Linked DNA regions of Homo sapiens: region 1 is linked to region 2. Evidence: read pairs that join two places in POLR2A ChIA-PET (ENCODE). Cell type or tissue: HCT116. All regions are shown on one strand. Links, peaks and the distances in the headings refer to the core of each region. The heading gives the core; the rest is flanking DNA. Region 1 overlaps UBE2L5 (ubiquitin conjugating enzyme E2 L5). Region 2 has its middle 52 kb from the start of USPL1.

The links. ChIA-PET counts read pairs that join two places held together with the same protein. Peaks named below come from ENCODE experiments on the same cell type or tissue, not always from the same donor. Only the 100,000 strongest peaks of a DNase experiment are listed, where the experiment ranks them.
Region 1: POLR2A ChIA-PET joins it to region 2 with 6 read pairs; 4 of 35 experiments call an interaction of 5 or more read pairs at or near these places.

The regions. Positions count from the first base shown.
Region 1 is chr13:30,429,372-30,433,769 of GRCh38, reverse strand. It overlaps UBE2L5 (ubiquitin conjugating enzyme E2 L5), which reads right to left. Exons shown (of 4, transcript NM_001355247.2): 4 at 4,012-4,398. Among named protein-coding and RNA genes, the nearest start is that of UBE2L5, 9.1 kb to the right of the region's middle. In HCT116, for the core only: no CTCF peak of the experiment used is centred there; DNase peaks (open chromatin) are centred at 2,299 and 3,369; H3K4me3 peaks cover 2,667 bases; H3K27ac peaks cover 3,200 bases.
Region 2 is chr13:30,563,274-30,567,671 of GRCh38, reverse strand. It overlaps a transcript of HMGB1 not described here. Among named protein-coding and RNA genes, the nearest start is that of USPL1, 52 kb to the left of the region's middle. In HCT116, for the core only: no CTCF peak of the experiment used is centred there; no DNase peak of the experiment used is centred there.

The DNA of each region.
Region 1 (4,398 bases), core at 273-4,272, 130 kb after region 2:
GGTCATTGGACGTGTTCAATAAAGTTTGTTGGACAACTTAATGAAAGAGTAAACAAATTAAATTTCTGGTTCTCCAAGCTTTTCTTTTTTGTTTTTTTTTTTTTTTTTTTTTTTTTTTGAGACAGAGTCTTGCTCTGTCGCCCAGGCTGGAGTGCAGTGGCGCGATCTCGGTTCACTGCAACCTCTGCCTCCCCAGTTCAAGTAATTCTCCTGCCTCAGCCTCCTGAGTAGCTGGGACTACAGGTGCCTACCACCGAGTCCAGCTAATTATTGTATTTTTAGTAGAGACGGGGTTTCACCATCTTGGCCAGGCTGGTCTTGAACTACTGACCTCGTGATCCACCCGCCTCAGACTTCCAAAGTGCTGGGATTACAGGCATGAGCCACCGCACCTGGCCCCTCCAAGCTTTTCATGGTAATAGAAGAGTATCTTAATACAGAAACAGGCATTTGTGTTTTCTTTTTTCTTCTTTTTTTTTCTTTTTTGAGATAAGGTCTTGCTCTGTCATCCAGGCTGGGATATAGTGGCATAATCATAGTTTGCTGCAGTCTCAACCTCCCAGGCTCAAGTGATCTTCTCACTTCAGCCTCTCAAGCAGCTGGGATCACAGGCATGTGCCACCATAGTTGGCAAACTTTTTTTTGTATTTTTTGTAGAGATGAGGGTCTCACTATGTTGCCCAGGCTGGTCTTAAACTCCTATGCTTAAGTGATCCATCCACCTTGGCTTCTCAACGTGCTGGGATTACAGACATTTGTGTTTTATGAAGTTGTGTCTCTCAAACTTGATGGTCTAGTGGCTACTTTGGTGAGTCCGAAAAATCAACCAAACAAAAAAACAGAAAACAAAAAACCCTTTTAAATTTTTCTAACCTTTTCTAATAGTCACTGCATAGCATCTTCCCATGTGTAAAGGCATATCCTTTGAACTTTAGAGGGTGACGTGGGCATGAGTCTCTGTACCTCATGGATTCCTCAGAATTCTATGTGATTCTGAAATGTTGACCTATTTCTCTTGCTAGTGAGCAAGAGAAATACTGAGGCCAGTAAACTAGCTGTCTTAGCGCCTCACCTCTTCTGGACATATCGCTGGTAAAGCCCATTTCCAAGTGTCTTGCACTAGTGGAGATGTGTGTTGTATGGTGTCCTCATCAAGAAAAAACACATGTTTGCTTGCTGAAATTTTGGACAATTTCCTTCTAACAAAGGCCCTTGCCTGCCTGTCTTTAAAATCCCAGCCTGGGGTAGGCACGGTGGCTCACATCTGTAATCCTAGTGCTTTGGGAGGCTGAGGCGGGATGATCACTTGAGGCCGAAGTTCGAGACCAGCCTGGACAATATAGTGAGACCCTGTCTCTACAAAAAATGTTTAAAAGAAATTAGCCAGCATGGTGGCACATGCCTGTAGTCCCAGCTACTCTGGAGGCTGAGGCAGAAGGATCATTTGAACCCAGGAGCTCAAGGTTACAGTGAGCTATGATCATGCCACTGCACTGCACTCCAGCCTGGGCAACAGAGACCCTGCCTGTAAAATAAATAAATAAATAATAAAAAAAATTAGAATCCCAGCCTGACTTATGACTAAATTTGTTCACTAAGTGGTGAGAGATGCTAACATTAAGTGCTGGTATATATGCTGCATCAGAGATGGCCCTTCCAACAACCATGTGTTGTGAAACTATTTTATGCATGTGGTCCACTAGTAGGAAAAGGCATTCTAGTCAGTACTGTCAAGAGTTCAGGCAGAGGCATGACATATGTATATTTTAAAGAAGGAGCAACAGTTGGGAATGGACAAAAGACACAGCCAGGGCACCCTCAGAAGCCTGTAATTATACTAGTAACCAAACCTTCCCATAGGAGAGCTCATTTTCAGAGAGGTGAAACTGCATCTGAAGACATGTTTCTGAGACATGAATACTGAGATTGCTTTACCTAGGCATTGGCAATAAAACATCTTTATGTTGATCACATCTTTCCCAGAGACATCAGAAAAGAACATGACTCACCTCATTGGTCTAAAAAGGACACTCTGCTTCCCTTCTTAAAACCTTCCATGGTGTTGTTCCACTTTTGGTTTTGAATTATAGAAAGATGAATATTTTTGTCCCTGAGCCAGGAAGGCTGTGTGCCACGTGTCTTTTACACAGCAGCTACATTTCACAAAAAAGTGTTTTTTACCTGATTTTTCCTGTGGCATTTTAGAAATTTGCACTGGACTTTCTAACATTCATTTCTTCTGTCCCCAAGGCACCATCGTGAGTCAGTGGGAGGAAAAACATTAACTTCACTTAAGCCTGGAGAAAGGTTGAGTGGCATGTCCAGAATCACACAGTGACTCAGAATACCTGCCTGGGCAGTTTCTTCATCTGTTAGAAGGTTCACTTTTCAAACAGCAGGAGATATTTATTCATTTTGGAAGTCTCTTCTGTTGTGTTTCTAAATGGTCAACCTCTAGATTAAGGGAGGAAATCACCCAGTTTTCACTAGCTACCACAAGCCAACACAGTGAACATAAAAGCTTGTAGAAAGATTATTCCCTCAGGATAAATCAATAGTTGGTTATCATCATGCTTGAGAAGTGTTTTTGGAAGTGAGCTCAAGCTTTGGAAATTGATTTCATAGAGCAGGTCGGTGTCCTCATGACCACCTGCACCCCAACAGTGTCCCTGCAAGACAAACACCCTGGAGGAGCAAGACCAACATCATTGCCCACCTGACATTTAAAAATTTTCTCATATTTGGGTGAAAGCTGACTTTTCAAATATCTGGTTCACCACTTTTTCAGTCTTTTCTTAGATGCTTGCATTGTAGAAAAATGTTAGGTAGAGAATTAAGGCAATTTAACAATCACTTTCCACACTCCAGAAGTTTAGGATACCACCTTTAGGCCAGCTCATGTTTTTAATCAACTCATGATAACTATTGGTTCTAAATGAAAAGTTTCCCTTTTTATTGTTTAGCTGTGGTTGAAATTTGCATTTTCTCTGAATCAATAAAATAATCTTAGAAGTTGGTTGGCATCCTCTCAGATTTTCCTGCTCCTGTTGGGGCACAAAAATTCTCTTTGGTTCTACTTTACCCTTTGCATGTTAAGCAATCCTAGTTCCCTTACCTCTCCTGATCCTTTCCCCTCTCCTTCCAGCTGATGGCTCCTCTCTCATCCTGCTGGGAGGTTCCTGACTACGTTCTCTGGGGTAGTTCAGAAATCTACCCTCACCAGCAGCCCTCACTCTCCAAAACAAAAACCAGACAACTCTTGGTTTGGTACTTTATTATGCTAAAAATAAAATAAAGAAAAAAAGAAGCACAAAATGACTCATACACATTCCCTCAGACTAACAGGGGGAGTGACTCACCTTCCCTCCTCAGCATGTATCACTCACGTCTTATGGGTTAGGACATGGAATCATGTGTAGGTTTCTCTGCCACTTTCTAGAGCCAGTTAAATTCTAAGATCCTCAAAAGTTTAGTAGTCATAAACTGATTATTAAATGCTTAGGCATCAAATATGGTAATGAAACGAAAATAGGTCTTCCATGAAGACACTGGCTACAACAATGACCAGAGAAGAAAATCCCTGGAATCTTAACATGGTGATTTCTCGTTGCTCACCAAGATGTGTGGGTTTCCCTTCACTGATGATACTCAGGCGAGCTACTCCTACTGCCCATGACAAAGAGAACTCAAGAAGGCAAACTTTCTTTACAAGTTAAAGGTAAAATAAGCTAGATTTATCTTTTTGACAAGTTTAAAATATATACTTAGAATATAATTTATAAAATGCTTAATCTGCTGACTCCAGAGCCTGCAGTGCAGGGTGGGGTGGGGGTGGGCAGCTGCCCACTACACCAGCAGAGCAAGAGTGCAGAGGTGCGGCTCTGCCTCCCACCCCCTTCTGTTCAGACACCCAAGGGGCCCCATGCACCCCTGAAATCACACAACTAGTTTCTACAGATTTTAGATACAAGAAATTATAGACACTGGCTTCAGTTATTCAAAAGCAAGAGCTTGGGCTTTTTGATCCTTTAATTAAAGTTCTTGTTCCAAAAAACATGTGCAAACACAACCTTTAACAGCTCAATTTCTAAAAATTATTTCATAAAAGGAGGAGAGTGAACAATCCTCTATGTATATGTTCTACAGGACAAATCTTATCACCAATTACTAAAGCAGGGAAGTGCAGCTTGTCAAAAAGTCCTTACTGGAGAGGCGGTGGGGGATGGGGGATGGAGAATATGAAAATGTCATTAAGGATGAGAGCCTAGACACTATAAAAGATGCAGCACCTCAGAGCAGCCCAGCCAAAATGAGAGGTGGCAAAGCTACTCTTTTGTCTGTGAAATTTGCATGCGTTTCATTTCCTTTACCAATGCCACCTGAGTCCAAGCCACCTCA
Region 2 (4,398 bases), core at 255-4,254:
GTGATTAGAAATTTGGTTAACAGGCTGGGCGCAGTGGTTCATGCCTGCAATCCCAGCACTTTGGGAGGCCGAGGCGGGCGGATCACGAGGTCAGGAGTTTAAGACTAGCCCGGCCAACATGGTGAAACCCCATCTCTACTAAAAGTACAAAAAAATTAGCTGGGTGTGGGGGTGCACACCTGTAATCCCAGCTACTCGGGAGACTGAGGCAGGAGAATTGCTTGAACCAGTACCCAGGAGGCGGAGGTTGCAGTGAACCAAGATCATGCCACTGCACTCCAGCCTGGTGACAGAGTGAGATTCATTCTCAAAAAAAAAAAAAAAAAAATTTGGTTAACAAGTGAAATCAGTGGTTAACAAGTTTTAAAATAAGGTTATATTCTGGACATTTTTGGTTTTTCTTTGAATGGAGCACTGGAAATTGACTACAGGGGCTGAAAAAGGAAAGACTAAAGAAATCATCTAATTTTATTCACCACAGTAGTTTGACTTGTGACCACAGAAAGAACAGTGCTAATACCAGGGCAATTTGCCTGATTCTTGAAACTAGTAACTGTGCCTAAAATAGTTTGGAATGGTAGTTAGCTCGAGAAAATCCAGAGTGGTAGAGAACTGTGACTTTAGGATAAATTTTTCTACCAACTTGCATAGCAAGCTCCCCACCAAAGCAGTGAGTATTGCACAAATTTTTTTAAATCAAAACTCGTGTTCATCAAATCTCTAAACCAAGATATCCTCCACATTAGTTACTACATGATTCCTTTTCGCATTTGTGGTTCTTATCACAGTTTCTATTTAGGTGATGTTTAATTAGCCAATTATTTCAAATATTTCATCACTGCTTACCTTTTAAGGTGCTTTAATTGATTTTTATAAAGACCAAAATTTTGAGGAAGCAAATGACATGATCTAAATGCTGGCTTGGGTGGGTACAATCTCTTTGTTATATAGAATAACTTCTTATTGTCATGGTAAGAAGAGATGAGAATTAAATGCATGGTTTCAAGGAGAAAAATTTGTGGGTATAAATTGGATCGAGATATCATTGCTTCAGAGCAAGGGTCAGCAAACCCAGCCCACTGCCTGTTTCTATATGGCCTACAGGCTAAAAATGGTTGTTACATCTTTAAAAGGTTGGGAAAAAATCAAAAGAATATTTCATGACACATGAAAAGTTTATGAAATTCAAATTTCAGGGTCCACAAATAAAGTTTTTTTGGAACACACCTATTCATGTATGTATTGTGGAGGGTTGCTTTTGCCCTACAGTGGCAGAGTTTATAGCTGGAACAGAAACCATATGTGGCCCAGAAACTCTAAAACATTTACTCTCTGGCCCCTTACAGAAAAAGTTTGCCGACCACTGCTGTAGAGCATGTGTTTGATAAAATTGCTGATTTTTGAAACTTAGTACTGTATAATGAGAACTTGAGCGTGTCCCCTTAAGTTCTAGTTTCACCTGAGGAAAGTAGGGACTCACTGTATCAAATATTAATGGCAAAACCACAATTACTTTGCACCAAACTTAGTAGCAGCCAAGCTTCCCTTCTGCGCACCAAGGGTGGAGTACAAGCCCTTGTCAGCTGGGCGATGCTCCATGGTACTCAGAAAATGGCCCATAACCAAACGGGCCAGGCAGGTAAACCACAGTCTGAATAGGACCCTGCCACCAGCACCACTGACAGACATCCAGTGCCACCAGTGCTGGAAATTATTTCTAAGTTGTCCTTGCATCTTTGCAACATAATCTCAAGGGTTGTGGTCCTGGAAAGAATTTTCTGGTTGACCACAGTGCCCAAACCTGCTTGTTACAGATAGTAGGGAAGTGAGGTAGACACTTAACTCACTCTTAATTTGCTGCTTTTCAGCTCATCCCTCCCATTATGATGCACAAAGAGATCTCACTTAAATGAGAAGCACTCCTAGGCAGCCAGAGAGTAAATATCAGACATCTTTTTTGCTTCTTTAAGTGTGGTCCATGGACCAGCAGCATCAGTGCCCTCTGGAAGCATATCAGACATGCAGACCCAGACCTAACCTAATCAGAATTTGCATTTTAACAAGATCTCCAGGTGATTTGCTTATGCGTTAAAAATTGACAAGCAACACAAATGAAGTTCTAATTTGGCAGGATTTCAGGCAGTATTATGAAGTGACAGGAAATATTTAGGCAGTTTGGGCACATATATTTTTGGCCCTGGGAGGTTACCTATAAGCATGACAGATCTGCCTGACAATCTATGCCCCTGAGTAATGCCTGCTTTTTACAATTTCTTTCTTTCTTAAGCCCTCAGATTTAGAACCTCCAAAATTATAGCATTCCCCTTGACAGCTCACTAGGAGTCCTGATGGTAAAAGTGGGCGGTGAGACAGTGACCATCTAGATGTGTGGGTTGTTTGTAAATAACAGCTTGCCTGTGTAGGTCACAGAGCCAAAAATTATTTTAAAAGGACAAAGGTGAGTTATTGACCTCTAATATAAATTCAAAAATGGAAGCTTGATATGAACCTGGTCACACTTGGATTCAAATCTTAGCTCTGTCTCTTATTTTGTGATTTTTATATAACTTACATAACCTTCCTGAGCCCGAATGTTCTCATCTCTAAAACGGGGTTAATAATTTAAGAGATAATCTATGTAAAGGACGTACCATAGTGCCCAGCCAGGACTATGTACTTCATTAATTGTAGCTATCATGTGTTTTAATTTGCTGCATTAGGAGACCATGGTTCTTTATGCTTTAGTTCACTAAAGTGTTACACATTATCAACTCATTTTGCAGTGGGATTGTTAGAACCACTAATGCTGAATGGTCTATGTTGAGTTTTAGAATTACCGATTCTTAGACATTCAACTTCTCTTTCTGCCTCCAGTTTCTGTACTATGAGGCATCATAGAGTACAGTTGTTTATATCATGAGGTTAATTTGAAAAATTGCAATCATGAATGTTGGAGAGATAAAAGTACATATTTGAAAAACTGCTGAATCCACTAAAGATATTCTTTAAATATGACTTCTGGAATATTGCCACTAGTGGCCACAATAGAAAAATCTCAGCAGAACCTTTCATAAGACAGAAGTGATTACTTTTAGGTATTATAAACCTTCTAAAATTTACTTCCAACAGTCTTTAGTGGTAAAGGTAAACAGATCTCTCCAAGCACAGGGCAGCGGTTTGTTTGTTTGTTTGTTTGTTTTTTGAGACTGAGTCTCTCTCTCTCTGTTGCCCAGGCTGGAGTGCAGTGGTGTATTCTCAGCTCATTGCAACCTCTGCCTCCTGGGTTCAAATGATTCTTGTGCCTCAGCCTCCCGAGTCAGCCTCCCGAGTAGCTGGGACTGCAGGCATAAGCCACCAAAACCCAGCTAAATTTTTTTTTTTTTTTTTTTTTTTGCATTTTTAGTAGAGCCGGGTTTTTGCCATGTTGCCCAGCCTGGTCTTGAACTCCTGGGCTCAAGCAATCCGCTCACCGCGGCCTCCCAGAGTGCTGGGATTACAGGCATGAGCCACTGCACGTGGCTCATGGTTAGTTTCTTAATCATGTCCTATAACTGATCATTTGTCCACTTTTCATTTGAGAATATATCACCTTTTAATATTGATTCCAAAAAAATATGAATTGAAATTATTTTCACAGCTAAAATGTTTTGGCCACCATGCCCACGAAGTTATTAAAATAAATTATTTATTGAAAAGCAAGATAGGTTTCCCATTTACCATTTTAATTTTTATTGTCTTGTAAATTAAAGAACACAGTTATAAAGTAGAGACCCAGCTAATAAAGCTTAAACAAGTTGTTAATAAATGAACTGGGTGCATAAAATCCTTAAACCACATCTTCATTAGCAATGAGGCATCTTTATCCTCAATTGATTAAACGTTTCACTCACATAACAGTTTTGCCAAAGACACCTCTAACATGAAGGTCCTAGGTTACTTCTAACTAGAATCTAAATATAGAACTGCAGAAAAATAATTGTGCTAGCCTTTGAAGTGCATGGCTGTAATGTACCAAAAGAAAGAAATGGGCTTTTAATTTTTATTTGATGTATTTTTTTGAGACAGAGTCTCTCTCAGTGTGTTGCGCAGGCTGGAGTGCAGTGGCACAGTCACAGCACGCTGCAGCCTCAACCTGCTTGGGCTCAAGTGATCCTCCCACCTCAGCTTCCTGAGGAGCTGGGACTACAGGTGTCTGCCACCACACCCAGCTAATTTTAAAATTTTTTAGAGAGATGGGATCTTGCTATGTTGCCCAGGCTGCTGTCAAACTCCTGGAGTTAAGTGATCCTCCTGCCTCAGCCTCCCAAAGTGCCAGGATTACAGGTGTGAGCCACTGCGCCCAGCCACAGCAATGTTTTATTAATAATAGCCAAGCAATGTTATCACTCCTGGCCAGGC